Regions from separate parts of the Mus musculus genome. Here regions 2 and 3 are each linked to region 1. The links are chromatin loops, found by intact Hi-C in ENCODE. Cell type or tissue: gastrocnemius. All regions are shown on one strand.

Evidence for each region. A loop is a pair of places that touch in the nucleus more often than their neighbours do. Peaks named below come from ENCODE experiments on the same cell type or tissue, not always from the same donor. Only the 100,000 strongest peaks of a DNase experiment are listed, where the experiment ranks them.
Region 2: it touches region 1 in a loop (5-fold over the local background); 20 of 42 quality-filtered maps call a loop at or near these places.
Region 3: it touches region 1 in a loop (3-fold over the local background); 7 of 42 quality-filtered maps call a loop at or near these places.

The regions. Positions count from the first base shown.
Region 1 is chr12:84,585,272-84,593,271 of GRCm38, forward strand. Vsx2 (visual system homeobox 2) reads left to right here. Exons shown (of 5, transcript NM_007701.3): 4 at 6,900-7,080; 5 at 7,858-8,000. Among named protein-coding and RNA genes, the nearest start is that of Vsx2, 19 kb to the left of the region's middle. In gastrocnemius, a CTCF peak has its summit at 4,633 (motif pointing left); DNase peaks (open chromatin) are centred at 4,655, 4,978 and 5,412; H3K4me3 peaks cover 1,078 bases; H3K27ac peaks cover 810 bases.
Region 2 is chr12:84,467,843-84,475,842 of GRCm38, forward strand. All of the region lies in intron 5 of Lin52 (lin-52 homolog (C. elegans)), which reads left to right. Among named protein-coding and RNA genes, the nearest start is that of Lin52, 20 kb to the left of the region's middle. In gastrocnemius, a CTCF peak has its summit at 1,069 (motif pointing right); no DNase peak of the experiment used is centred here.
Region 3 is chr12:84,479,114-84,487,113 of GRCm38, forward strand. The region is part of intron 5 of Lin52 (lin-52 homolog (C. elegans)); the gene reads left to right. Among named protein-coding and RNA genes, the nearest start is that of Lin52, 32 kb to the left of the region's middle. In gastrocnemius, no CTCF peak of the experiment used is centred here; no DNase peak of the experiment used is centred here.

The DNA.
Region 1 (8,000 bases):
ATCCAGGCATTTTATGTACAAGCTGTGAGCCTAGACTGGGCAGATTTTGGAGCTATTCTAACTTAGATCCCAGCCACGTGTCCCTTGTCACTTGCTGTTTCTCCTGGCCACATGCTCATGGTCTGTCTCCTCTCATGGCGGCTTCCTCCTCTCTCTGTGCTCTTCTTCTCTCTCCTGTCTCTCTACCCAAGACACCCAGCCAGGTAACTGAAAACCTCTATGCCTACCTCTATCTACTGTCCAGTCACAGGCTTTAGCTTTTTATTGACCAATTAACTCAGGGAACAGGGTTCACACAACAAAAACTCATGTACCTGGGAGTTTCCTCTTGGTGATGGAGGGCAACTAGATCTTGGGGGCCAGTATTTAGCATTAGAATACACAGCAGCAGCAGACCAATCCCCTGCACTGACATTTGTGCCTGGTCTATAATGGGAAATGTAGAGTTTCAGTGGGATCTGTTTGGGTGAATCTTCAGGTGACAAGAAGGGAAACCAGAGGCTGTCTGAATTAAAACATGAAAGCTCCATGAGGAACTGGCTCAGTGGTTAAGAGCATTTTGCTTCTGCAAGCAGGCCGGGGTTCTGTTCCAACACCAATGTCAGGCAGCCCTCAACCACCTATAACTCCGGTTCCAGGGAATGTGATGTCCCTGTGGGCATCTTCACGGACATGCTGCATATGGTGACAAAGACACATGCACGCACGTATGCACACACTGAGATGGAAAGGAAAGTCTTAGGGTTGGAGTGCAGCTCGCATGTACATGAGTGAGCATTTGTAAGGTCCGGGTTTCATCCATGTGTGTGGGGCAGGGAGAGTGAAGCCTGGAAGTTAACTCTTGCCTTCTGCCTTTGGCTGCACTAACTATCATTGGTAAGTTCAGCTTTGCTAAAGGACAAGTGTAGGAGGCCAGAGGGACAGGTAATGCCACTGATTAACCTGCCCTTGGGGCAGACTCCCATTGATTTTCTGGGTCTCCTTTGAAGTCATAAGAGCTGGCAATGATTAAGCACCATCTGTATGATTTTAGGCACTGATTTTAGGCACTTTCCACTTATTTCATTTAATCTTCAAATAGCCCTGAAATGTAGCACAATTGTCCCTCATTGTCGAATACGGGGTTAGTTCTAGCCTTTCTCCTCAGGAACCCTCTCTATAAAATAACAGAGATGGTGATGGAGCATAATGGCAGAAAACCTGCCTAGTATGTGTTAATTAGGGGTGGGGAGCATAGAATTTGTACATAATGTATATGCATCCACATGAATGTATTAAACCAGCAGTTTATTGTAATATCTAATAGATGTAAATTTTATGTAAACAATGGTTACACTAGGTTACTTTGGGAATAATGGCACACATACAAGCATCTGTATAGGGCTAGGGACATGGCTCAGTGGATAAAGATGTTTGCTGTGCAAGCAAGTCTGATCTCCAGTACCTGTGTAGAAAGCTGGGTGAGGTGACACGTATCTGTGATTCTCCTTTTGAGAGGTAAAGATGGAATAGAAGTCACTGGCTGGCCAGTCTAGGCAATCTGTGAGCTCCATGTTTATTGACAAACCCTGTCTCAAAACATAAGGTGGGCCAGATGGTAGTGGTCCATGCCTTTAATCCCAGCACATGGGAGGTAGAGGCAGGTGGACCTCTATGAGTTTGAGGCCAGCCTGATCTACAGAGTGAGTTTCAGAATACCCAGGCCTACACAGAGAAATCCTGTCTTGAAAAAAAAAACAAAAACAACAACAACAAAAAAAAAGATAGAGTGTGACAGAGAAAGGTACCTGGACCCCCATGTGTGCATACATGGGTGCTTGCACGTGCATATACATCATTTGCAGAATACACATGGAATGTTGAACTCACGTTACCAAAGGCCAACTGCAGATTTTGATTTGAAAAACCTAAGATCACGTAGCACCTTTGAGTTCTGATTGCTCTTGGCTAAGATCAAGTCTAGTGACTTTTTAAAAAGAGTTATTTATCTACTTATGTATATTCGATGCATTATGTATATTCAGTGTGTGTAATCTGCATGTATGCCTGCATGACAGAGGGCATCAGATCCCATATGAACACCATATTCCATCACAGATGATGGTGAGCCACCATGTGGGTGCTGGGAATTGAACTCAGGACCTCTGGAAGGACATCCAGTACTCTTAACTGCTGAGCCACCCCTCCAGGCCAAGCATAGTGGCTTTTAAACTCAGTGCACACGATGGTTACTTGGATCAAGACAAGAGGAGGAAAAGCATGAAAATGGCTTACTAATCCCTTGTCTGCTTCCCTCCAAGGCAGTCATCATTTTTGATGCCAGCTGCCCTAAAGCAAAATCGCTTTGGCTTGTCCAGGTTTCCTCCATAAATTGCAGCCTCATCTGGTCTTCATGAGGAGCCAGACATCCCAGGAACTCATAATTGAGGACCGGAGTTCGAGCCACCAGCTGGCGCATGCTCCCCAGGGAGAGTGTCATGGGAAAGCTGACCTTCACACCAGTGATTTGTTTGCTGGAGGAGAACCCGAAAGGGGGGGGGGGTTCTGTTTATGAGCCCAGAACAGGTCTACAAGCCTATACCCCGTCTTTAGTTCCTAATTCGTCCTTTCTACCTCTCAGCCCCACTGTGTCTCCAGCACCTCCGGAATGCCTGGACCACCCAGGGGAATGCACCTTCCATGGAGGGCTGGCAGACACATTCTAGTATTTGCACATTCCATGATGCTGTCTCCAGAATCTCTAATCCAGACTGTGCTGAAAATGGAAAGGTCCTCAATCATTTTAGCATCAAAGCTCACGTGGTGGCAAAAGCAGACCAGGCCTTGTACCATTTCTGGGTGTCTCTTAGTGTGGGTAAGGGTGTGTTTGCTGTAGGAACTGAGGCTGGGGGAGATGGTAGTTAGGGCTCCTGGGCAGAGCGGTATTAGCATGTGGTACGTGTATCCTTCCTTCCTTCCTTCTTCAGTTTTGAGACAAGCGCTTATTTGACCCAGGGTGGTCTTAAACATCCCGTGTAGCCAGGGCTGGCCTTGAACTCCTTGTCTTTCTGTCTCTACCTCCCAAGTTCTGGGATTACAGGGTCGAGCCTCCAGGACTGGCTACATACACTTTTGTCACAGATTTGTTTTTATCTACCTGGGTGCCTGGGTAGGCCGTAAAAGAACATGGGCTACCTCTGGAGCTGGAGTTACAGGAGGCTGTGGGTGCTGAGAGCTGAACTCAGGTCCTCTGTAAGAACAGCACATGTTCTTAACTATTAGCTGTCTCAGCCAGGGGTGGTGGTAAGGAACACCTTGAATCCCAGCAAGAGGCGGTTGGATTTCTATGAGTTTGAGGCCAGCCTGGTCTACAGAGTGAGTTCCAGGACAGCAAGTTTACACAGAGAAACCCTGTCTTAAAAACCAAAGCAAAGCCTGGCAGTGGTGGCACACACCTTTAATCTTAGCACTTGGGAGGCAGAGGCAGGCAGATTTCTGAGTTCGAGGCCAGTCTGGTCTACAGAGTGAGTTCCAGGACAGCCAGAGCTATACAGAGAAACCCTGTCTCGAAAAAACAAAACAACAAACAAACAAACAAAAAGAACAAAAAAACAAAAACAAAACAAAAAACCCAAAGCAAATAAACACCCCCCCCCAAAAAAAAAAACCCTACTAAGAGTCTTTCCAGTCCAGGCTACACATACTTTTAAAAGTCTCAGCCTCTGGCTGCAGGTGGTGTAGCTAAGGAGCCCTGCGGTTCCCAGTCCTATTTTTGGTGGTTGGAATCTGTCACCATCTATTCTACCTTGTCTTGTCTGAGGGCTTGAGGGAACCAGAAGGCACTTATACAGGTGGGTCCTTTCAGATGTTGCCTCTGTTGGGAGAAGATAGTTTAAAACAAGCGAGTACTTTGTATAGGGGGACTAAGTGTTAATAGGAGGGAGATGGAAGAAGACCCGCCCCAGAGGGCAGACAGTGGGACAGATACCCAGGAGAACCGGCAGGCAGCCTTGGGGAGTAAGGCCAGGGTCAGACAAGTAGGCCATCTTCGTGGCTCACAACACTATTGCTCAGAGGGTAGCTATCTAGAGGATGTAACTTTATAAAAACTCTTATTCCTTGGCAGTTTCCCAAAGTGTTGGAAGTCTTAGATCTTTGCTTTCTGGGTCCCCAGATCTAAACCTAAATTGCAGATTCCAATCAGTGATGTGTGGGAAAAGTGTGGCTCTCTGGAAGATGCTACACCCAGGGAAGGTCCAGTGATGGCTTTCTAAGTTTTTGGTCTCTGAGAGCTTGGAGATAATCATGGCTTCTGAGGAGTGGCATTCCCATTTTTATTGTATTTTATTCAGACAGTCTTACTATGTAACCATGGCTGGCCTGGAATTCACCATGTAGACTAGGATGGCCTTGAACTCACAGAGACCCATCTGCTTTTCTCCCGTGTTGGGATCAAAGGCATGTATTACTGCATCCAGCCTTTTCCTACTTTTAGAGACTCCTGGTTATTTGCAAAGAAGAGATCCCCAAACACAGCTATATGGATTAATTAGAAGATGTTTTGAAAGGTGTGGTCTTTCCTTGCAGGAAGAGAGCATTCCTGTAGCTCACCAATATAGTTGGGTAGCACCAGGAGCGCCCCCTGCTGGGTGTGGCTGGCCCAAGTGACGATCTGCTCCCTCTGCGCCATCTGCCGGTGATGGCGGGAAGCGCCATTGAGCAAGGCCTCTGGAGCCCCGCGTCCGAGCCTTGGCTCCTGGGTGCCCAGGCAGCTAAGGGTTAAGCTGTCAGCGGCGCGAAGTTAAACAGGTGTCAAAGGCGCCCCATATATCTGCAGATTGAAATCAAATTCTTTGCCGTATAAAAAGATAAATTACCCAGGCGCTGCCGCGCGTCCCACTCATCACGCCAGCGCCAGACGGCAAGCAATTTTTTTTTTTAATGTGCTAACGACCTAATCAAGCAATCAAGTCGGAGAAGATTGCAGAGTGACCGGGGCAGCCATCTGCCGGCGAGCCCCGCATTCATTTCCGCGCCCCCCGCACCGGGCGGGGGCCGGGGAGGGAGCTGCCGGGGGAGAGGCGGTGGAAGAGGGGGGGAAAAATCCTAAACAAATTAACACCCAATTTTCCCCGTCTAATTAGTTAAATGAGAAGTGTTTGGGGTCCCCCGGGGAGGGGGAGCAGCTCGTGGTAAGGCGATCGCTGCCTCCCCAGCATTAATTAGTGCGGGTCAATGCCGTGGCTCCCAGGAGAGAAGCCGCTTTAATTTCCCGTGATATTTCAGTGCCTGAGGCCCATCGATTCAAACTGAAATTAACTTATTTTTCAATCAGCCCAGGGCTGCCCCTGGGGGTGACTCTTCTTTTGCCGCCTCCTGAATAGAGCCGGAGCAATTTTTCATCAAAAGCTGATACCGTGGCCGCCCAGGGCGGGGGAGGGGCCCGCAGGGAAGGGCGGGGGCGCCAGAGGCGAGTGGGTGGAAAGCACCCAGAAAACTGGTTTTCTGTTCCTAGCTTCCTATCCTGAGATCCAGATGGGACTGGATGCACCCGGGAGACTTTCAGGCCCATTAGATTCCCGGAGGGCATCAGCCTTCCTTTAGGACAAGGCTGGGGAAATTCTGGGCTCTGTCAGTAGCTGGTCTCAGGAAGGTTGTTTGGGGGATACGGAGACATCCTGATCCCCTGAACAGTCTGGATGCGTGGATTTCCTCTTGGAGGCTGCAAAGGCATTGTAACACGGTGACAGGATGATGGTGATGATGATGATGATGATGATGATGATGCAGCTGCAGACGACCCCAGGGGACCCCAGTGTCTTTCAGATTCAGCCTGTACCAGTTAACTCAGGGACCAAATATACAGTCCCTAGGGTGTCACCTACCAAGCTCTTCTCTGCCTCAATACTATAGAATGTCATATTCCTTCCCTGACCCAGGAATGTCACCCACTTGGTCAAAATTACATTCAATGTCAGGCCTGGAATGGTGGGGAGCAAGGTATGTGGGGGGCTATGGTGACTCAGCTGGGAGAGGGCAGGAAAATGTGGCAGGTGAGTGTTCAAGGAGAGCCTGCCACCTGCTGCCAGACTCACAGACACCTGGAAGTGCACGGGCTGTTCTGGGCTCATATTCTGGGCTCTTCCTGGTCTGGGGTGAAGAATAGGGCCAGGGGATTTGGTCTTTAAAAAAAATTATTATGTCATTGTGTGTGTTTGGGAGTCTTGCTTGTGTGTATGTATCTCTGCGCACTTCTTGGGTGCCTGGTACCTGCAGAGGCCAGATGAGGGGTGTCAGACCCCCAGAACTAGAGTCGAAGAAGGTTGTGAACTCTTGTAAGTGCTGGGAACCAAACCCAGGTCTTCTGGAAGAACCCATGCTCCTAACCACTGAACTGTCTCTCCAGCCCCTGGAATCTGTCCTTTTGTAAACCAGAGGGTCTCTTACAGCCATGGCCTGTAGGTTGGGTATCTATAAATGTGGCCCAACATGAAGTTGTAATCTTAGAATGGGGTCAGGCCTACGTGGTATTCAAGCCAGAACGCCATAGCTGACAGGACACACCTGTACCCTGAAGGTGTGTCTGCAGGATCCTCTGCACCTGTTCGGACACCTCAGCTGCAAACTGAGGCCCTTACTGGATGCTGCCCACCTGCTGGGCCTTGTCTGAAAGTGTCCCTAGCCTATCTTCCTAGAATGACTTTGACTTAAAACAACAAATGGACCCATTTTGCCCATGGTAGCCTCGAGTCTTGATGCCAACATTCTGAATACCCCCCTTAGTCTGAGACTCTGACTCTGTGGAGGAGGCGAGTTGCATTAACAACCACCCCCTCCCCCACCCTGAGGCAGACAGAGGGAGGGGCCTTGGGCCTGGAGTCTCTCAGAGTGAAGCTTTAACCACTTCTCCACCATGCCAGGTGTGGTTCCAGAACCGCAGAGCCAAGTGGAGGAAGAGGGAGAAGTGCTGGGGCCGGAGCAGCGTCATGGCTGAGTATGGTCTCTATGGAGCCATGGTGAGGCACTCGATCCCCCTGCCAGAGTCTATCCTCAAGTCTGCCAAGGATGGCATAATGGATTCCTGTGCCCCATGGCTACTGGGTAAGAGCCCGTGCCCTCCTTGGGGCCCTGCCCCTGGGGTGAGGAGAGCGGGCTCTACTCGGGGAGGAATCCGAACACTGGGTAGGGAGACCTGGGCCACTATGACCCCATGGCATTGAGGTCTTCCAAGCAGGCCAACCTGTCTTTCTGGGGCTGTCCTTTGACCTACCCACTGGGTGTCAGGACTGCCACTCTAGAATCACTGGCTCCTCACACTGGCAGCGTGAGGAGAACATGGCCCTTGCCCTAGAATCTGGAGTCCTTTCTCCCTGACTAGAGATGGGTTTATAGTAAATTAAATACTCCCTTTTGTGAGTTGAGGGGACTCCTGTGTCCCTTTGGTCACTTCTCTAGCTTTGCCCAAGAACTTCTTTGCCCCAAACCTCCCCATCTGACAAATCCCATCAGTTGCCCTCCAGGCCTGTGATAACAGCATCAGCTTATCTCAGGGGTCCTAAGGCCTGAAGTCCTATAACAGAGGGATAGGGCCATGTCCTGGAAGTACGGAACAGGGTGTGAGGGGTGGGGTGGGGGTGCTCAGAGTTTGATGTAGAAGGCTTGGTTCGCAGCTATTGGCCTGAAATTTCACCCTTGTTAGGCACCCTCCCACCCCCACCCCCCACCCCCAGTCCAGTTGTGGGACTTGACTGTGGTATGTGAAGAAAGGCGGCTTTCTGCTCCTCCTTAATTCTGGCCTCTCTCTATCTTTGCTGTTTTCAGTTCAAGATGGCTTTCCCAGGCGCTTTTCTAAACCCGAATACCAACAATTCTTTTTAGGGATGCACAAAAAGTCGCTGGAGGCAGCAGCTGAGTCGGGAAGGAAGCCCGAGGTGGAACGCCAGGCCCTGCCCAAGCTCGACAAGATGGAGCAGGAGGAACGGGCCCCAGAGGCCCAGGCAGCCATCTCCCAGGAAGAACTG
Region 2 (8,000 bases), 120 kb before region 1:
AATTGGTGTTTTAATGATGAGGAGTAGTGTTTGTAGATCTTGTGATACACACACACAGACACACACACACACAGACACACACACATACACACACACACACACAACACATTCATTATCTTAGTTAGAAATTTCACCACAGTGGTGAATAGAAGTGGTAAGAATAGATGTCCTTTTTGTCTTTCTGATCTTGGGCAGAAAGCATTTAGTATGGTGTTAAAGACTGGTGAGTTCATAGATAATTTTTAATCATGCATGTTCGTTTAGCAGTTTGAGTGAGATTGTTATTTGGCTAGATTCTTAGAGTTTTAAAAAGCAACATTTTATGTAAAAACAATAATTGAGACTTCATTTTGAACTTGCAAAGGATTTATTTCATTTTTAACTGCATATATGTGTGCATGCATGCTTCTGAGTGCCCAAGGAGGCCAGAAGCAGCCGCTGCCCCAGAACTGCTGTCACTGGTCATGGTGAGCCACCTGCTACGGGAACTGGAAACCAAATCATATCCTATACAAGTAATGTATGCTGAGTTCTTTACTACTGAGGTATCTGGCCAGCCCACATTTAAACCTGTTACTTCACTCAATTAATTACATTGTTGAAGTTTGTACCAATGTATGGTATAAAGTGGTTGTACCAAAGAAAAAACCAATGTTTCCAAACTCTTCTATTAGTACCCTGTGTGCATGTGTTTTTGAAAAGTAGCTAACTATATTGAGAAATTATTCTCCTCCTACATACTTTGCTTATGGGACAGGATATTGCTTTGTATAGCCAGACTGGCTTTGAACTCAAGGTAGTTTTCCTACTTCCGCTTCCCAGGTATTAGGATTCAGAGGCATGGACCACAGTGTCTATCTAGCTCTAAGGACAGTTAGCCCTGTTGAATTCAAGTTTTAATCTGTGATTAAAGGAGGCTAACTGTGACTCTACACTCTAGGATTACTTCTTTGGTGTCAAGGTTTCTTGTCTGGCTTTTATAATATGACCTATTCAATACTGGCTGTACTGTGTCTGTGTCCTTGGTGAAAAGGAAAAAAAAAATCATCTCGTATCTCACCTCTAGATGGCAGCATAGGTCTTACAGTCCTTCTAAATCTGCCATACTGCTTGAACTGGGCTTTTGATTTAGGGAAAGCAGGTTTTAAAAAATTATTTGTTTGTTTGTTTGTTTGTTTATTTATTTATTTATTTATTTAATGTATATGAGTACACTGTAGCTGTGCAGATGGTTGTGAGCCATCATGTGGTTGCTGGGAATTGAACTCAGGACTTTTGCTCGCTCCGGCCCTGTTTGCTCTAGCCAGTAAAGCAGTTTTTGTGGGGTTTATCGGACTGTTTGTCTAACTTTTTCCTTTTTTTCTTTTTCTTTTCATTCATTCCTTTTTTTTCATTGCTCCATCTCATTTTTTAAAACTCATTTCCCTTTTGAAATAATGTATATTTTCGATGCTCAGAGTCCTTTAGTTTTTTTATTATCCAAAGTAGTATTTTGTACTGAATTGCAGAGGTTGGATCGTCAACATTCTAAAGGTGTGATTGTTCAGTTCCATTCTCATCCTTGGATAAAGGCTCTAAGAATGGGCTCGCCTGGGTGCCTCTCTTACTGTAGTCTGTAGTCTGTCTTGCAGTCTTAGACTCGGCTGTGTTATTCTGCACTATCAGGCAATGCCATGTTAAATGAAAACAAGAATTGATAAAATAAAAAATAAAAAATTGATAGAATAAACTTGGGCTAGTTGTCCTTAAGAAAAATTAAAGTATTTTAAAATAAGGTTTTTAAACATTAAGTCATTTTGAATGATCTGATGAAAGAAAGGAAGAAAGAAAGAAAGAGAGAGAAAAGAAGTCCCATTCAGCAGCTATTGATGTCACACAGGCTCTGGAGGGACATGAGGCTGAATAAAATACCATCACTTCACTGTGCACATTCAAATCTATGAGGGAGGGGAGAGGTGGTAAGTAATAACTCTTAATAGACCTTAGAGAGATGAGTTCTGTAAGAAAACAAAGAAGTCATTGTTTTGGAGAGAAGAGGGCAGTGTAAGCTGCTACAGGAAGAGCAAATATGCTTCCTTTTATGTCAGTATAAATTGATCAGTAAGGCCTGTCTAGAACCACTGAATTGAGGATTCTGATTTCTGAGAAGTCAGTTTAAAGGTTTATTTATTACATGTGAGTACACTATAGCTGTCTTCAGATGCTCCAGAAGAGGGCATCAGATCTCATTACAGATGGTTGTGAGCCACCATGTGGTTGCTGGGATTTGAACTCAGGACCTTTGGGAGAGCAGACAGTGCAAGGCTGAGCCATCTTTCCAGCTCCTAGAGAAGTCAGATACTCAGTTACTGATGTCTGCCCCAGGCAAGAAAAAGGAACATTGTAGCACTGTTTGAAACATTGAGAATAATAGACTCACTGGGTGGAGACGGTCCATACCTTTATGATTCTCTGGATTTTAGGCCAGCTTGGACTACAGAGCAAATTTCAGGACAGCCAGGACGACACAGAGAAGCTCTGAGTTTTGAGGTTTTTGGAGGGTGGGGGTAAGACTTGAGGAGATGGCTCAGTGGATAAGAGCACTTGTTGAATAAACATCCCCAGCTCCCACATAAAAAAACCAGGCTCAGCCATGTGTGTCTGTAACCCCAGTATTACGTTATAGGAACAGGAGATACTGGAATTCTCTGTTCCCTCAGTGGCCAGCGTCATGTTCCCTGCACACTGTGTGAAGAGAATAATAAAGTGGAGTATTGTAGCTGGTCTGTGCCACTTTGTGGGTTCTTCTCCCCCCGCCCATTTCTTCTCTAGCACTAGATAGGAGAGGGAGACTTTCGGAAGAGCAGTCAGTGCTTTTACCTGGTGAGCCATCTTGCCAGCCCCCGAAAGCACATTCTTATAATATCTCTGTGTTTTTAAAAAAAAAAAAAAAACAGAATCCCAGAATTCTTACTACAGAGAATGACAGAAGAGGACACCCAAAGCTATCTTGACTCTGCATGTGCACCTATGGGTGTACATACACACCACCAACAACCACCACCACAATGGAAATGAATTTTAAAGAACATGTAGAATCTTCATGGGTAGAAATGGAAGGGAACATAGGTGGTTTGAATATTAGGAGTTAAGTAGAGTTTTGGAAGCAACAACTGTATTGAATGGTGTGAGTGATAGAAGTGAGTTTCCAAGGACCCCAGATGGTAGAACTCAGGCTAGAACAGCATAAGATACAACCATAGCTTATCACTACGAGGTGACTGCTGTAAACATCTGATGTCTCTTGGCTCCTTTTATTCCCTTTATTCATGGATTTATACTTGCCCATATAGATACACAGGGGCACCTGCTTAGGTTTTTTGTTTGTTTGTATCATTGTTTTGGTTTGTTTGTTTGTTTGTTTGTTTGTTTGTTTGAGACAGGGTTTCTCTGTGTATCCCTAGCTGTCCTGGAACTCACTCTGAAGAGGAGGCTGGGCTCGAACTCACAGAGATTTGCCTGCCTTTGCCTCCTAAGTGCTGGGATTAACGGCTTGAGCCACCTTAAGTTTATTTTCCTCTTCCTAAAATGTCTACCACTGAAGACTGTTTAATAGGACAGTCACACGCCTGTAGGAATCCCGGGTAATGTCAGACGGAATGGGTTTTGAGAGCCCAGAGGCAGGAAGTTGAGGATGGAGCTCTAAGGGACGTGAGAATGGAGGACAGCGCAGAGTGTATCTTCAAGCTCTGGGCAAGCATCTAGACTCACCTTAGGAGATGAGGTGAAGTTAGACTTCAGCATGCTAGGGCTTGGCTTGTTTTGTTTTGTTGAGGCAGTTTCATTGCAGCCGAGGCTGACCTCAAACTCGGGTGTACAGAGGAAGACCTTGAACTTAATTCTCCTGATGAAGACTGGGATCACTTGTGCGAGCCACCAGGCCCGCTTGGTTTATGTGATGCAGAGATTGAACTCAAGATCTTGTGCATGCTAGACAAATGATGCGCTAGGTGAGGCACATCCCAGACTCTCACACTGCTCAGGGTCTCATTAGTGACGGGGAAGTCAGAAAGGGAGATAAGATGCTTGATTAACACAGCAAAAGTCATCTAAATGTGAACTGACAGTAACTGGTACCAAAAAATTGCTGCATAGCTATCTTTGGATTGTATCTGCACCAATTTAGTTCATCTTAAGAATGAAGACTGCAATTTCTATGTGGTTAGAGAAAATGCATGGGCATCTCATCTCCCAGAAAGGCGCTTCCCACCTCTCCTTTCCTACTAACATCAGGAATTAGAATTTGTTTTCATTGTCTGTGATAGACAAAAACACCTGTGAAAGTAACCCCCATTTCCATGTATATTGATCATCTCTATAGTTAAGGCTGGAGAATCAAGAGAGCATAAATTCAGATCTGGACTTGGCAGTGTACATCTCTAATGACTCTAGGTGATAGGAGAGGCATCAGGAGTTGAAGGGCAGGCAGGCTTCGCTGGCTATTGACTTTCAGGTCAGCCTGTGACCGTGTCTTGCAAGGGAAAAAAGGGATACATTTAAATTATTATAACCTAAAAAATAAGTCCTGGGAACTTGATTCAAAGGTACTATAAAAATGGCTGATAAATCTTTTTTTTTTCAAATACCATTCAAAACTTAACATGATTTCTTTTGTTTCATGCATTACCATAACATCTCACCATACTCATTACTGTGGTGTTCCTGTTTAGATAATAATACAGTATAAACTCTAGGATCCCCACTTTGAAAGGATCAAGGTTATTTCTCATAATTAGAAATTGTCAATTTAGCTTTCAAGTATTTTGTTTAAAATGTATTAAGATAATGGGAAATAGAACATGCCGGTATTTCTCATTTTTCCCTTGGTTAACAAATTAGGATGCACAAATCCTTAAATTACCTTTAAGGCTTATAAGCATTCATATCTTTTATCCATTAGTCAAGTTATTTTATAAACCCAACATTGCATCTGAAATGGTTTTACTCACAAAGAGGATTTTGCCATAAAATGCTTCTGGTCTTTTACTCCCTTCTGATTTGGGGAGGAGGGGCAGGATAGAGGAGAGCAGACAGGGCATAAATCAATTAGGATAAGATTGCTTTCAAAGTATCATTTTGTATAATACTACAATATATGTTAGCCAAGAAGATGTATATTTAGAGTAAGTAGTGTGTGTATGTGATGAATCTCAATGATAACATTTGAATCCTGGGTTCAGACCCTAGTGCTGTAATCACAGAAAGACCAAATAGGTCCATGGAAATTAGAGGGATAACCAGGTAAACTGTTCTGTATTCTTAAAGGATAACACAGCCATTAAAAATAATGTAAATATCAGAGAACATCTACTGACAGAAAGTCCTCACATGTAAGGTCAGTTCTAAGCATAAAAAAGCAGAACATTGGTCAGTGAGGTGGCTCAGTGGATGGATAACTCTGCTTATTGTCTGATAACCTAAGTTTGGTCCCTGGAACCCACACAGTATAAGATAAGAAAGTGACCCTCTGACCTCCATATATGCAGGATGTCATTCATGTGCACATATACAAAACATAAATACAAGTATGCCTATACATGTGTGTGTGTGTGCGCGCGTACGTACAATTTTTTTTTTTTTTTTTTTTTTTGATTTTTCGAGACAGGGTTTCTCTGTGTAGCCCTGGCTGTCCTGGAACTCACTTTGTAGATCAGGCTGGCCTACAAACTCAGAAATCCGCCTGCCTCTGCCTCCCAAGTGCTGGGATTAAAGGCGTGCGCCACCACACCCGGCTGTACGTACAATTTTGAACAGGGCCTTTATGTAGCCGTAACTGACCTGGAACTCCCTATGCAGACCATGAGCTGGCCTTGAACTCACAGAGAACCTCATGCTCTGTCCCAAGAGCTGAGGTTAAAAGTGTGATACCACACCTTGCCCAATAAATAAATAAATATATTTTTAAAAAAGAAAACATAAAATCAGCAGTTTTATTTTTAGTTTTGAGAGTAGGAACATAGGTAACTGTCAGGAAGGAAATACAAATATAGTTAATTTCTATTACAACTGACTTTATATTATTTAGGGAAAATACTAATAAAAATTAGGGAAATTGAGATACCATTTTAAAAATAATGGAAGTTATTTAAAAGATTCATTCCCTGTTTTCCTGAGAATTTTTTAATTCTTTAATATACTGTTTCTAAATAAGAGTCATTTTGCCAATTAAAAACAATTGGTCAGCTTTCACAGTAAAGACTGAGGTTAAAAAGTAAATGCTAGGGTTTTTTTCCAACTTTGGCACGTTCTTGCAGAAGTACAAGTCTGGGAGAGAAAGGAGTGTAAAACTGTTAGGTCAAGGGCAAGAGATGATTTGGTTGGTGTCTTTTGTGGCACACACCCTTGTCATTCCAGCACTGTAGAAGGAAGGAAGACTGCAAGACAGCTGTCTCAGTAATAACCCAAAGTGGGCTGGAGAAATGCCTCCGCTGTTGAGAGCACTTGCTGTTCTTGGGGAGGACCAAGTTCCCAGCACCCACATACATGGCAACTCACCTGTAACTTGAATTCCAGAGGATCTGATGTTCTCCTGGCACCAGTTGTGGACATGCACACACATACACACATGCAAACATTGTAGACAATAAATACACTTTTAAAAACATAAAGAAGCATCTTTATTGTTTTTTGAGGTTTGTTGTTGTTGTTGTTGTTTTTCTAGACAGGAATTCTCTATGTAGCTCTGGCTGTCCTGGAACTCACTCTGTAGAGAGGCTGGTCTTGAACTCACAGATCTGCCTGCCTCTGCCTCTCAAATGCTGGATTAAAGCCATGTGCATCTTTGCAAATGTTGGCCAATTTGCCAAGTTTTATGTTTTGGGCTGTCTTGCTTGTAGTTGGAGAATTAAATGCTCAGTATTAACTATACAGTAGAAGCAGAGCCCCTGAGAATGCCTGTCAGTCTGGAGTAGAACTGCAGTCATTGGTTGGAGAGATAAAACAGGGAAGGTTTGTCAGATTCATTTTAAACAGTAGTTCCAATAGAGTTGATGGACGTTGATCCCTTCCTAGGCTTTAAATTTAGGAATGATTGTGTTCATGGGGAAATAAAAGGGCATATTCTGGTTTTTGGTTGTTTTTTTTTAATGTTTAGTTATTGATAAGCTGGAGATTCCAACCTAACAGTATTTCCTGGCTTAGATAAAATATTAATTCCTTTGTTTTGTCTGCTGGCTTGTGTTGAAAATATAATCTGAGAAGAAATGACATTGCATGAGACTTTATAAAAGAATACAAAGTACTTTGCTGTGGGTACTAGAGAAATAATGACATTGACATATATAAATGAAAAGTATCTCCAACCATTACATCTAAATTAATAGTTTGTTAAAAGGTACATTTTTATATAGCTAGAGAAATCTCTTGATTAGGAAAATAAAACAGTTGGTTGACTGTTTTAAGAGGTTAAAGACCAGATGTTGGGGTAAGATGTCTTTCAAGAGAACAGTTGACTCTGACAAGTCTGTTTTGGATATGGAATGAGAAAACAGAGCTAAAGTGATATTTCTGACCCCAAAATATTTATTATTCCCAGGGTTGGTGGTTGTTTGTGTGTTTGTTTTGTTTTGTTCTTGTCTTTCAATAAAGTTTTAGAGTCGGAGACATACTTTAGTCAGTAAAGTACTTGGAGCAGAGTTCAGTTCTCAGAATGCACATTTTACAAAAGCCAGGGCTGAGGAGGTAAAAAAAAAAATAGGGGACCCTGGGACTTTCGAGCTGGCCAGCCCATCCTACTTGACAGATTCTAGGCTAGTTAAAAGACCCTGTCTCAAAAACAAGGTTGACAGCTTTTGAGGAAAAACACCTAAAAAACACCTAAAGTCTGGCCTCCACACACAAGCTTTAGGGGATGGAGCTGAGGCTCAATTGAGTGTTTGGCAAACATACTTGAGGCCCTAGGTTCGATTCCCCAGCTCCACAGAAAGATGGCATAATGGGACATATCTGTTTTCTCAGCAGGT
Region 3 (8,000 bases), 110 kb before region 1:
CCCTGTCTTGAAGAAACAGCTGACTTTGGAGCAGGAGGAGCCAGAGTCACACAGACAGGACAGATGAGAGTTGTCCTTGTGGAGGCGACCGAGTTTGCTCTGCACACTCTTATGAGGAAGCTATCTACTCTGAAGGAGCCGTGGGCAAGGGCTAGAGGACCACCACAGGACCAGTATCCGTGAATACTCGAGACTGCAGCAATGGTGGGATTCAGAGGAGACTGTAAAGGACTCAAAGGTCTAGCCTTACTTCAGCGGTAATAATACATTCCTCAAGACTTAGCAAATGGAATTCCAACATACATTCAGTTTGTGTCTTAGCAGAAGTTTTTTCTTCTTGGGTGAAGAGTGTATTTGGGGTTTTCTGAGGCAAGGTTATGTATGTAGTTCATGGCCTCAAATTTTTGATCATCTTGCCTTCACCCTGAGTGCTGGGATTATTGGTAATGATCTTCAGGGCAGGTTTCAAGAAAGCTTTTCGAGACAAACAATAGAAAAAGAAAACCGATGGGCTAATGGAGAGGGGACACATTTGTAAGGAAAGGTTACAGGTTCGGTTTATTTGTGTGCATGTATTTGTAAATCCGTGTGATACATGGAGAGACCAGAGCTCCATGTTGGGTAAACTTCCGTCATTTCTCCCCTGTGCTTTTGAGACTAGATCTCTCACAAGAGCTGGGGTTCCCATTTTGGCTAGTCATTGGGCCAGGGCCCCAGAGCACTGATTTCAGGGGTGTGCCATTGCCCTTGCCTTTATGCCTAGGAGCTGGGGATGGGCAGGCAGGTCTTGAGTAGAGCGCTTTATGGACTGTGGCTTCTTGGTTGGGTTTTGATATGCAGTGTGGCACTGAGTATAGTTGGAGCCATTTCCCAGGCCTCTGAGTGTATGGATGACTGGAGCCAGTGGAGGGGAATTTAAATGGAGTGAGGAATGTGTGGAGAATGTAGACAGCTTTTTCAGGGTTTGGCTCCTGTCAGGAAGAGAAGGTAATAGCCAAGGAAAGAAGTGGAGTCGGCATTTACTGTTTGCTCTAGGACAATTGGCTTGAAATGCTTAAATTCTTTTAAAGATTTTGAAATCTTTGTCTCCATGTATGTTGGTGCACCAACTGTGTGCATGGTGCCTAGTGAGGCCAGAGGAAGGCATTGAATCCTCTTGAGCTAGAGTTTCTTTTGGATATGAGCCACCTTATAGGTGCTGGGACTCAAACCCAGGTCCTCTAGGAGGGCACCCAGTGCTCATAACTGTTGAGTCGCGTCTCCGGGGGCCAAAATGTTTCAATTCTTAAGACAAAGGCAGACTACATGGGGTGAAGGGAAGAATGCAAGTCTCTTGAGAGGCTTGAAGGGGTGGGTGGAGAGCACAGGCACATTGGCCTTGGATCAGGGAGTACGGCTCCATTACTCTGTCATAAAGAGAGATTGGAATCAGTGACCAGTGAGGTTTGTGAATTGGTGAGAGCAACTGTTTGAATCACACACTTTCCCTTCCTGTGTCTAATTCTAGTCGCAGGAAATGAAGTTCATTAGCATAAACTGAATGTCAGTGTCATATACAGATTAGACTTTTGAGTTAAGATTTTTCTCTTATAAAAATTATATACATCTATATGTATACTAGAAAATATAAACAAATCAAAAATTACCTAAAATTAAATCATAATATAGTAGTCACTGTTAAGCATCTTACCAAGCCCTCTAAACATGCCTTCCAAGTGATATCATATTGAAAGACAGATAAACCAGGCGGTGATGGCGCACACCTTTAATCCCAGCGCTCGGGAGGCAGAGGGAGGTGAATTTCTGATTTTGAGGCCAACCTGGTCTACAGAGGCCAGCCAGGGCTACAAAGAGAAACCCTGTCTTGGTGGTGGGGGCTGGGAGAAGAGAAAGAAAGAAAGAAAGAGAGAGAGAGAGAGAGAGAGAGAGAGAGAGAGAGAGAGGCAGGCAGGGAGGGAGGAAGGAAGGAAAGAAAGACGTGTGTGCATACATACTCATACATGTTATTATGCAGATATGCAGATAAAATTTTACATGTCCACTACTATACCATTCCTAGTCTCTCACATGTTTTCTTGTTCTAATGTGCTATGAAGACTTCAGAATAGTAGGCTATGAGCATTTACTTTTTATTGGAGTGATTATTTCAGTGGTCATTTAGGTAATTTTTAGCATCTTGCTAATGTAAATCATGCTGCAACAATCATCTTTTCTTAGGTCAAATTAAATGTACTTTTAAAATTTGTGAACATAGAGGCTGAAGTGTAACTCTGATAGGATGTTTGCCTAGGTTACACAAAGCAGGGCCCGGGCTTTGACCCTTTGTATCACATAACAGGGTGGTCAGCATGCTTGTAGTCCCAGCACTAGGGAGGAGGGAGCAGGAGGGTCAGAAGTTCAAGGTCTCTGCTATGCAGTGAATTCGAAGTTAGCCTGGGATATGTGAAACCCTATTTCTAGATAAATGAATAGAAAGAAAGGTTTAACTGGTTTCCCTGGGGTCATGTAGTTATTTGTAAATCTAGAATTAGACCCCAGGTCTTCTGATTGTGATTCAGGGTAGCCTTGCCTGTCAGCAAAGGAGCAGAGCTTATGTTTCTTGGCTTCACTCTAATACTCATTTGATAAAATGTGATTTGCTTCTTGGAGCTTGTAAATAAAACTGCTTCTCCTTAACAGTAGCTGTTGATACTAGATACTGATTTGATGCTTAGGACACTTTCGGGCTTAAAGTGCTTCTCATTAAAAGCAAGAACAGCTTGGAGACCATGCCTTGTACTTACCAGATAAATACAATTGAGATCTAGCTATTGGTAATGATTGTGTGGGTTGAAACTAGTAAAGTTTCTTAGAACTGTTATTCCTCTAGAGAATAAAATCTTAATATATAAAATGAAAATGACATTTGGGTTCTCTGAAGTGTAAAATGGACTTGGAATCGTCAAGGGGTCCTATTGTCGCAAAATCGAAACCATGCCAGTTCCATCCTCCAAACCTTTTGTTTTTTTTTTTTTTAAGCCTTTATTTCTTGATAGGACTCATAATTCAAATCATATTAGTGCTAATTTGGCTGGCACCTATCCTATATAGATGCACAGTCTTAGCATTGACTTGATGCAGCCCCATTGACACTCTTTTATATAGAAGTCAGTTAGGAAAGCCTGTGTTCTTATTTCATCTTCCGAGGGCGATCCTAATGTTTTTAACAGCCAATATTGCATCTAATTAAGTTGGGAGAGGTGAGGAGAGAGTGCCTGTGGTAGAATCCTCCTTTTCTCTTCATTCAGGATTTTACAAAAGGCCTTAGAGGATAAAGGGACCCCAAATCCACCCTTCTCGGCTTTAGTGGTAGGGTCTCTTAAGCCTGTTGTTTAAGGAATAGGCATTACTTCTTTGGGTTTTTTTTTTTTTTTTCTGATTTACTTTATTGAAACCAGACTTGCACATCAGTTATCACATCAGACAGCACATGCAGAGATGGTCACATTAACTGCTGCAAAGCCAAGTATCGCCAGAAGTATCAACCCTAACAGGCCTTTAAAATCCCCTTTGGACTGTTGAAAAGAGGTCAGATGAAAACTTCAGAATGGTTATTTATTGGGGAACAAGAAAACTCCAATTTACTCACTCATTGTAGCTCCACTTTCTCATTTTAATGCTCAATCCTTGCTCAGGGCGGTAAAAGATGTCCTACACCTACAGAGATGGCGTAGAAGGGGGGACATCACCTTTCTGTTTATTGCCTGTTGCAATTTGGCCTGTTCACAGGCAGAATTGCTCTGTGGGTGCTTCTAGTGGAGAGAAGAGGAAATCAAGAGAGCAGCAAGAAGTCAGCCTTTGCACATGACCTACGAATTAGCTGATTGTTAACATGCAGTTAGTTAAGAGATGATTGCAGCCTGAGGAGTCATGACCTCAACTTTTCATCAGCTCCATTGGCTTGTGCCTCACTTTGGAAATGAAGAGGTCTATGGGAAGTTTTAATTGTACCTGTGTGATTTATCCCTAGTCAGCTCTTTAATTTCTTCTGGCTGTCTGAGGTTTCCGACATGCTGTAAATTTCCCCAACTTTTTCATTATCTGCAATTTCTTTATGACTCGTGAATCGGAGTGGAGAGAGAGTGGATTTACAGCGGAGATAAACACGTCCATAAAGTCTGTACCTGTGTCAGTAATTGTACTGCTGTCAGTGACTGTCCTGTTTTACAGGCCTCTCTGGGGAAGGGTACAGGCTTCACTCCCAGCGGCACCGCAGTGTTTGCTTTGATTTGCATTAGCTTGCTAGATTAGGTAGGGATGCTTGCTAGGAATTGATGCTGGACCTTGGCCTCTCTTGTTTGCTCACTTGCTTGTGTGTGGTCCGATGACGCCCTAGGATCAAGCTGTGGTGCTGGATGGGACGTGGACAAGTAATGTTCACCCCCTAAATGAAGACACAGCTTAGGGGTCTTCGTTGCACATTAAATGTGAAGAATTCTTCGTTTCTAAAGTCATTGTCTACAACAATGCCTTTGAGATCCCTTCCTTTTCCTATCACTGCTGATCCTAGACTCCCCCCACCCCCGCCTTTTCTTAGCATTCTAAGATGCAATTTCTCTTGCAGAACACTCATTTCTAGCTAAAGTTAAAATAAAGACTGTCTCTGCCTTGTCTTCTCAATGGTTCCAGTTGCCTAAAGTGGTATGCTGGCAGCCATTCACCATGAGAAAGGCGCTCTTAGAGAAAACGTCTCAATGTCACCTGCCTTTAAGAAGGCGTTTTAGAAGCTGATAAGGTGTGGTGATACACATCTTCAGTTTCCTCGTGCTCTTGGGAGGCAGAGGCGGGCAGATTTGTATAACTTAGCCTTAGCCTGGTCTAAATAGCAAATTCCAAACAGGCTGAGGCTACATGACGAGACAGTCTCAAAAAAAGGTATGTGTGGCAGGGAGGGTGGGGTGAGGAGGTAGGGAGAGGTTGCTTTTTAGAATGCCTTTGGCGGTTCTTGTCTGTTATTTAATAGCATTTTGGGAAGAAAGTGAAAATTAAAAGAACTTCCCTTTAAATAGGTGGGACTGCAGACCAAATGTTTTCCTTCTAGTATACCTGATAGTTAAGTAGACCCTTCAGGGTCAGAACTCCTTGCCTACGCTGAGCCTTCAGTGATGTTCTTTAAAAAGCCAGTGTGTGGAAATACAAACAGAAGACGGGTGATAAACTCAGGTTCTCGTCAGCCACGGCCCAGGTACTAGTGGAGTCATTTGGCGATTTCCCCGTGCCTTTTGGTCTTTATGCTGATTGTCATCATTTTTGGCCACAGCTGACCACAGCCATCTACCAGTAGATGGGAGTGGGGAGATTAATGGAGATACAGAATTGAGTTCTTTTCAGAAACATGATGAAAAATAATCTTTTTTTAAAGAAAAGGCCCAAATGAAATTTGAAATTCTCTGGGGGCTGCTGGGTGTGGTAGCTCATCTGTAATCTCAGTATTCAGGAGGATCGGGAGTTCAAGGCCAGCCTAGTCTACAAATAGATTCCAGGTCAGCCTGAGCTATATAGTAAGACTGTTAACAAAAAAAATTATCAAAAAGTTTTAATTTTTACCATTCCTTTTGTCTTAGTGTAGAATTTCTTCTTAATCCGCAATGGGTTAACTGTTGTGTTTGGGTGTGGCCTGTGACTCCAGTCATTCTTGACCTTTAGAACAGGAGGGTCCCCTTTTAGTTTTTAACACCTTTTCTATCACATCAACTTATTCTTCACGGTATAATCTTGTAAAACTACTCTGTCACCTAATTCTTTGGGAAAGTTGTACTGCCGGGCTATCATATCCTCTATAACACAGAACTCTAAGATAACTAACAGGATCTTAGGTTATTCACTTAACTTGTTGCTACCTACATCCCGTTTTATGAACTTAAAACTCTTTTCCTTAGTGAATGCCTGTAGTTGACATCTATTTTCATACAAACTTTTTTTTCTTTTGTCAGCTTTATGCAATCTAAGTACAGAAAGTTTCACCTCTGTGTCTGCTCAAGTCAAAACAAGGTGCAATTTCTAGATCTGTCTGATGGAAGTGGGCTCTGTGATTGCTGAGGCTAAGGAGCTCAGTATTACTAAGAACATTTCCTACCAGAACATGGTTTGAGTTGGGGTGGGGAGTACATAGCTACACAAGAAAACAGAGAAAATTGTCTGCCTTTGCTGACGTCAGCAGCTGTCAAACGTCACTATTAGACATAGAGGAAAATGTCTTTTAAAAGAACAGCACATTAAAAAAAATATTTCATTGCTAGTGAATGCTACTGTTCTTTAATGGGCTTTCTCCATGGCCTTTGGTTAAGTTTAACAAATACAGAGGTTGAGGGAGGCCAGTCACCTGTCTCTAGCTTTACAGTGGACAGGCAGCCTTCTCAGTGACACTCGAGAGTGACACTGGAGCTTTGGCTGCAGTGTTGATCTACAGACTACTGATAGAAGGGCTGGTTCTTGTGTGTATGTGTGTCTGTGTGTGCACACGTGCATCCGCAGAAACACATAAATACAACTTGCTGAGTTCAGTATTGCTTGTATGTGTGTTTTTAGGGCTGCTCTCTTGATATTGAATAACCATTTAGGGTCTCATCCCTTGGGGAGACTGTTGCTCCCTCTCTCAGTAGTCATTAATTTTCTGTAGCTCTTCATCTAGGTGTGGGGTCCCAAGGGATTGCATAGCATTTTTGTTTTTGTTGTTTTTCTATTAGATCCAATATTCTTTGTAAGTGCCACTGCATTCTTGTGCTAAAATCTGAACTCCAGCTTTGACTATTTGCTATTTTTGCTACAACAAACATACTCATCCAAGTAGCTATCATTTTCCTCCAGAATATTGAGTTTATTTACTTGTTTCTTGACAGCAAGCTTTATCAGGGACTCTTTATTTTGGATCGTCTCTTCTAGCCAAACTAGCTGTAGAATTGATCTTTTCTCCAATATCCACCACATTGTACAATTAGAATAGTTCTGAAACCAATGGACCGGCGACCCCATTCCCTTCAGATCCCCAGTCCCTCGGTGGCTCTCTGCTGTCCCTAGGGTAAAGCACCGTCTGTAACGTGGCCGTCTACTCTACATCCCTTGCCTCTCACACCCTGCTCATCTCCCCACATGCGTGTTCTCTGAGCATGTGTTCTGTAGGTCCCAAAGGAGGAATGGTGAGGTAAAGAAGTCAGCAATGACTCTTGGGAGAGGTGAAACTTGAAACGATACTTGGTGGCATTTGCGTGTCAGTGGAATGAGTATACTTCAGACTGGGAATAAACTCTTAAACGTACTAAAAAGTATGTTGAGACAGCAAGCCTTTAGTCCCAACTAATGGAGGCAAAGATTTCTTGAGGTCAAGGCCAGCCTGGTCTACAGAGTGAGTTCTAGGATAGCCAGGGCTACAAAGAAACACACACACCAACTGGGGTCGGGGTTGGGGGGTGGTGGTGGGGGTTGGGATTTGGCAAGGAAGAACCAGATTGTCAAGAACCCTGTGGAAAATCGTTTCCTAAAACCTGGTGGCCGCCCCTAAGGAGGCGGTGATGGGCCTCGGGCCTTGTGAGAGGTTTTTCAACATTTCTTGTTTCGATTTGCTATTTTTAAAATGAAAATAAATAGGGAAAAAACTCAATTCTTTTTAATTTTTAGGGAATAAGCTGATATCCTAGAAATATTCAATTTTTTTAAATTGTTGGCGAAAAGCCTGTGATAGATATTTCTAGCATGGAAAAGAGAAGTATTTAGTTTTCTGATTTCCGTATATTTAACAAAGCAGATTCTAAGAAATAAGGGGAGAGGGAATTGGTAATGTTTTGTTTTACACAACAGCAGGGATTAGTGAATCAGGGACTAGACTTTTTTATTGTGTTTGACATACATAGCGCTGCCTAAAAGAGGCTTTTATAGATTGAATGATTATGGAAGGCCTATGTGAAATTAAGTTAGAGGCAATTCTCACGATTTAACAAAAGAAAATGTGATTTGTAGATGACACA